Linked DNA regions of Homo sapiens: region 2 is linked to region 1. A link is a contact called in ENCODE Hi-C or POLR2A ChIA-PET data. All regions are on one chromosome and are shown on one strand. Each heading gives the region's core, a stretch centred on a gene start or an enhancer-like site at or near the end of the contact. The rest is flanking DNA. Distances are from core to core; before and after follow the strand shown. Region 1 holds the start of SGPP1 (sphingosine-1-phosphate phosphatase 1). Region 2 overlaps PPP2R5E (protein phosphatase 2 regulatory subunit B'epsilon).

What was found. A loop is a pair of places that touch in the nucleus more often than their neighbours do. ChIA-PET counts read pairs that join two places held with the same protein, here RNA polymerase II (POLR2A). Pooled maps may share reads with other maps.
Region 2: a loop to region 1 is called in a pooled map, with 5 times the contacts of the local background. The contact joins the enhancer-like site here to the promoter of SGPP1 in region 1. A Hi-C loop is called at or near these places in 12 of 37 single-sample maps with no recorded cell type and 12 of 50 pooled maps. POLR2A ChIA-PET finds 5 or more read pairs at or near these places in 3 of 52 experiments (HEK293, IMR-90 and activated CD8-positive, alpha-beta memory T cell).

The regions. Positions count from the first base shown.
Region 1 is chr14:63,726,682-63,729,587 of GRCh38, forward strand. SGPP1 (sphingosine-1-phosphate phosphatase 1) reads right to left here and starts at 1,384. Exons shown (of 3, transcript NM_030791.4): 1 at 580-1,384. The coding sequence starts at 1,263. RefSeq lists enhancers at 530-1,031, 676-725, 1,686-1,875 and silencers at 986-1,085, 1,376-1,475.
Region 2 is chr14:63,469,983-63,472,888 of GRCh38, forward strand. All of the region lies in intron 2 of PPP2R5E (protein phosphatase 2 regulatory subunit B'epsilon), which reads right to left. Among named protein-coding and RNA genes, the nearest start is that of PPP2R5E, 72 kb to the right of the region's middle. RefSeq lists an enhancer at 1,673-1,752. Within about 2 kb of position 1,394, at least 6 of the 41 ENCODE cell types and tissues checked have a DNase peak (open chromatin) inside an H3K27ac peak, as active enhancers do.

The DNA.
Region 1 (2,906 bases), core at 134-2,633:
CACCCCTTAAAAACAGAACTCACCCTGTGCTCCATTAACTTCCATAAAGGGAACTTCGATGAAAATCGATTACTTCATTGCTTGGAACTAGCATGTTTGTTTTGGAATTACACTAACGTTTTGTAAACACTGTCTCACGGTAAAGCTAATGACTTTACCTCTTTCTGAAACAGTTTTAGGGAAGAAGGCACCATATATTACGGTGAAACTGGGTCTTAGTTTACATAGCGATTATTTAAAAAATTCACTTCCACTGTGCATTACAAGAATTAAAGCCGTTTAAAAAACTCAACCAAAGCCCAATGACAATGTATTACTCTAGGAAAAGTGTGTCCTTTGGGTTCTAAGGCATTAAATTGGAATTTAATATTAAAATAGAATTCAACGGCTAAGTATCCAGTTTCCCCCAATCACTTAATTTTTCAAAACCCAGAAAGGGCCTGTTTGCGAGTATTGTGAAAACCTGTGGAAAGAGAGGCTTTGGAGGGGAACGGTCGAATTAAAATAAATGCAGAGAGCAAAGAGAACTCCGAGTTCTTTGAACTCCCCCAGGCTGAACAGGACGAGAAGGAACCCTACCTGCCAGCGGCCATAGGTGAGGAGGACCATAGAAATGGGGATGGCGGTGCCGGACATGGCATGGGTGGAGGGCATGCTGTACTCAGAGTTGTAGAAGACCTCCAACTTGACCACGGGCGGCGAGGCGGGCCTCGGCCAGCGGATGATGTCCTTGGTGCACTGGCCCAGGTACATGACCAGCACCCAGATGACCACGAGCCTCCGGCCCACCAGAGGGTCCAGGTTCCAGATCCAGAAGGGGAAGAACAGGATGTAGAAGAGTTCGTTGCCCAGCTCCGTGCCGAAGCAGAACAGGCAGTAGAGCGGCCAGTTGCTCACGCGGGCCAGCTGGCCCTCCTCGCCCGTCAGCGAGTTGCGGCGCAGAGCGCCCGCGCGCCGCGGCGAGGCCGGGCCCAGCTCGGCCGCCAGCCCGTTCCGCACGCCGTTGGGGGCGCCGCCGCCGTCCGGCTTGGCCGGGCACTGATTGCGGTCGCTCCCGGGAGGCTGGGGGCCTCCAGGCGCCCCTGGCTGCCGCCCTCGCAGTCGAGGGTCTCCGGCGAGAGGCGCCTCCGCTTTCTCATCCTCCCTCCGGTCTGCTGAGCGGCGCGGCGGCGCTTCCACCCCGCACAGCCGCTGGAAACGGGCCACTTTCTGCGGGTCCTGCAGACGGCCAACCAGCTGGGCCAGGCGCTGCCTCAGCGACATGATAACGGAACCCCCGGGAAGGCGGGCCGGCCTCCGGCGCAGCCCCGAACTGTCCCCGCGCTCCTGGCCAGCGGCAGCGGAACCGGCACAGCGCTCTACCCTCCGGAGTCTGCCGGGTGACGGCGCCACAGGCCGCGCGCCCCCGCCCCGCGCGCGCCGCGCCCCGCCCCGCCCAGCCCCGCCCCCACCCGGGCTCCCTGAGGGGCCGGGCCGCGCGGGTCCGCCCTGAGCGCATCCGGCCGTGGCTTGGCGCTGAGGATCGGCGGGCGGCCGCTTTGAGGTCCCGGGTAATATCCACCAGCAGGCGTCGCGGCGTACGTCTGGTGGGACGCGGCGTGTCCCCCTGCTCCACCTTCAGCCCTTCTTCTCCGCGGGCTAGTGTCGCCGGATTCCCTCAGCCAGAAGTTGACTTAAAGAGGCCACGATCCCGGTGCCAGCTTGCGCAATGCCTGTGACCAAGCAGCCGGGCATCCTGCTGGCACAGAACCAAATGGTGAATGATCAATGAAGGCGAAGCAACTACCATGAGTTCGGAATCATTCGACTCAAGTAATTAACAAGTAATTACAGAGCTGTCCCAGGCGACTGATGTTCGGAAAACCATGTGCCAATTGACCAGTGGTGACAAGACTACATGTAGATCCCAAGACAGGGCCAGGTGATATTAACAGGTGTGGTCTGCAAAAGAAAAGCCAGCCACCTACAAATTCAAAATACTGTGTCATTTATCAAATATTTTGGTATATGTTAAGGGAGCACAGGTGTTCTTAAGTGTAAAATTTCCTTTTCCTAGATTCTAATACCTAGAGGGCTTGCACAGAATAAATGTAGAGAATGAATGCAGTGTATAGATTTTTGAGTTTGGTAACGTTAATTTAGACGCTTAACTTCCGTGTCTCACAAGTTACCAACTTGACTTCTAGCTAGAGCAGTTTATAAGGTCTCTGAACTCCTCAGGTCAGGTGAATGTCTTTTATATATACCTAGAGAGAGAGAGATGAGACAGGGTCTCGCTATATTGCCCAGGCTGGTCTCCAACTCCTGGGCTGAAGTGATTCTCCTGCCTTGGCCTCTCAAAGTGCTGTGTTTACAGGCGTGAGCCACCACACCCGCCATGATCAGGTGAATGTCTGTAATTAAAGAATGTGAACTACTTCCAAGAAACAGGCTTGAAATTGTCCCATGCCCTTAAAACAGTAGAAATACTTTCCTTCAGGCGTGGTAGTTCATGCCTATAATCTCAGCACTTTGGGAGGTCGAGGAGGGAGGATGGCTTGAGTCCAGGAGTTTGACAACAGCCTGGGCAACATAGGGAGATCCCACCTCTACAAAAAATGAACAAAATTAGCCGGGCAGGGCTGGGCACAGTGGCTCACGCCTGTAACCCCAACACTTTGGGAGGCCAAGGCGGGCGGATCACCTGAGGTCGGGAGTTCAAGACCGGCCTGACCCACATGGAGAAACCCCGTCTCCACTAAAAATACAAAATTAGCCGGGCGGGGTGGTGCATGCCTGTAATCCCAGCTACTCGGAGGCTGAGGCAGGAGAATTGCTTGAACCAGGGAGGCAGAGGTTGCGGTGAGCCGAGATCGCGCCATTGCACTCCAGCCTGGGCAACAAGAGTGAAACTCTGTCTCAAAAAA
Region 2 (2,906 bases), core at 144-2,643, 260 kb before region 1:
TCCTCTCCATTTATTTGGACAGATAAATGTGGCAGTAGGATTATAAAGAATAAACAATGATTTTTGTCCTCCTCATCTCCTACCTCCCCACACCCCCCACTTTTTTTGAGACAAGGTCTCACTCTGTCACCCACGCTAGAGTGCAGTGGCACAGTCACAGCACACTGTAGCCTCGACCTCCCTGGCTGAAGCAATCCTCCCATTTCAGCCTCCCAAGTGGCTGGGATTACAGGCATGCACCACCACACCTAGCTAATTTTTGTAGTTTTTGTAAAGACAGTGCTTCACTATGTTACCCAGGGTGGTCTTGAACTCCTAGGCTCAAGGGATCCTTGCCGCCTGGACCTCCCAAAGTGCTGGGATTACAAGTGTGAGCCCCTGCATCCAGCCTCCTACCTCCCTACTTATAGCCCAGTTCCAACCCCAAGGCACACAGTATTCCACAATCACACTCTGCACTCATAACCTTTCCATAAGTTTAAAAAAAAAAAAAAACCGACTTGCCCTCTGATAATGTGGTGATTGATTATCCTGTCTACTAAAGGGTTAAGGGGTTATCTCTAGGAAGAACATATTTATATTATTAAAAAATACTTCATAGTGACAATAACAAAATGGCTTCATCCAATTGCATAATTTTAATAGGAATTTCCAGCATAAAACAAGCAAATTATCTGAAGACTCTATTGACACCTAATCTACTTTCACAGGATCATAAAAACAAGCCTTTATCAACAGATTAAAAAAAAAAAAAAACGTGGCTGAGCACAATGGCTCACACCTATAATCCCAACACTTTTGGAGGTTGAGGTGGGAAGATCAACACAGAAAGACCTCCGTCTCTACAAAAAAAAAAAAAAAATTACAGCATCCTAATAAAAAGATAAAATGTCTAATTCTGAAATTTTGACAATCTACATTGCTTGCTTGTACCATTAATGCACCCTGATATTACAAAGGTGACCAAGCAATAGCTTCTGAGCCATTTTTTACCCCACCCTGAAGTCCAAAGCAAGCATAGCATGCAGATGACAACATTTCTTTGAAAAAAGCCAAGTGGGGCAAGTTCAAGAGAGACCACTCTGAATGACATTCATCTAGATTCCAGAAACTCTCATATTACATAAATCTGCAAAAACACGCACCAGGCTCTCTTTGAGAATGGAGAGTACACATAAAAATGCGTAAGTTTCAAATTTCTGATAAAACCAGATGTCTTATGTATAGATTGTTCATAGACCCAGATGGGCCAGAAGAACCTCATTCATACAACTCTCACAAGTTTTCAGAATCTATCCTCTATTGAAAATATCATGATCTCCTACAGACAATACACTCTTTCAGGATCTTGACTATAAGCAATGTCAAAATACACTTGTTAATTAATGAATGAATAACCCAAAATAAACAAGAGTCACTGAAGACAGGTCAGGTATTAGAAAAAGATACGCATTCTAAAGAGCCATTTCCTGTTTCACAATAAATAGTTTCTGAAAATCTTGAATGAGTCATCCCTTCCCAGTCATATCATGTATACATAATAATAGTAAAAACTTAGTAAGCACTTACTCTGTGGCAGTCACTATTATAAGGAGTTTACATGTATTAACTCCTTTAATCCTTTCTACAATGCTGTGAGGTAGGTATTACCAACCTTATTTTTACATATAAAAATTGGCCCAAAGATATTTAGCAACTTGCCCACCATCACACAGCTGGAAAGGGGGCCCTGCTGAGCTTCAGACCTCCACAATCTGGCACCTGTACACTATCCCACCTCTGCTAAAGACTAATGAGAGCTGGCTTATCACTACTGATCATTTTTGTTTTCATCTAATATCTACAACGTACACTGGAGGGACCATCTGGAAGGGTTAATCTTCCTAATCTTCCTAACAGACTCTTTAACATAGATTGAGGAAGACAAGCATTCTGTCATCTATCTCCTCTTTGTACCAAGCAAAATGCAACTACCAAGGGTTAGAAAGATTCTCCAGCTGGCCTGTTATTTCTGTTAATATTTAAAAGCCCCCTTAGGCTGGGCACAGTGACTCATGCCTGTCATCCCAGCACTGTTGGAGGCCAAGGCAGGTGGATCACCTGAGTCAGATGTTCAAGGCCAACCTGGCCAACATGGCAAAACCCCATCTCTACCAAAAATACAAAAATTAATCGGGCATGGTGACAGGCGCCTGTAATCCCAGCTACTCAGGAGGCTGAGGCAGGAGAATCGGCTGAACCCAGGAGGCGGAGGTTGAAATGAGCTGAGATCACGCCATTTCACTCCAGCCTGGGTGACAAGAGTGAATCTCCATCTCAAAAAAAAATAAAATAAAGGACCCCTTTACATTAGTGTTAAGTCTCTCAAAAGATGATTCAAAGTCTTCTCTAACCTTCCAGCCTTCTCCTTTGCACTAAAGCTGGCTTACTTCAAGACTTCAACCTTGTTTGGATTTAATTTACTGTTCAGGAAAATGTAATGACACAGAAGTTTGGTTGTTTCATTTTGTTTTGAACACCTGACATTTGTTGAACTTGCATATGATTTGGAGTCTAACTGAGAGTTCAAACCTGTATTATCACCAGCACAGCCTAAGGTCAATTAGAAAGCCAGTTAGGTTGAATTGCTTTCAGCTAGTGATGGGACAGAAAGGAAGCATGAATAGAACAAGGAATAAACAAAGGAAAGGTGGAAGATATTTTAGACAAGAACAGCACAGAGGTGAGAGTGAGCACATTATGGGAGAAATTATAAGAAGATATGCATGTCTAGGGCATGGAAGACAGGTGACTAGAAAGAGTGGGAAATGAGAGGGAGGAATGAGGACATACCTGGCCAGAAAGGACTTTACAAACTGCAGGGTAACCTGGGTTTCATGTGGCTGACAACACAGAAATGTGGGACA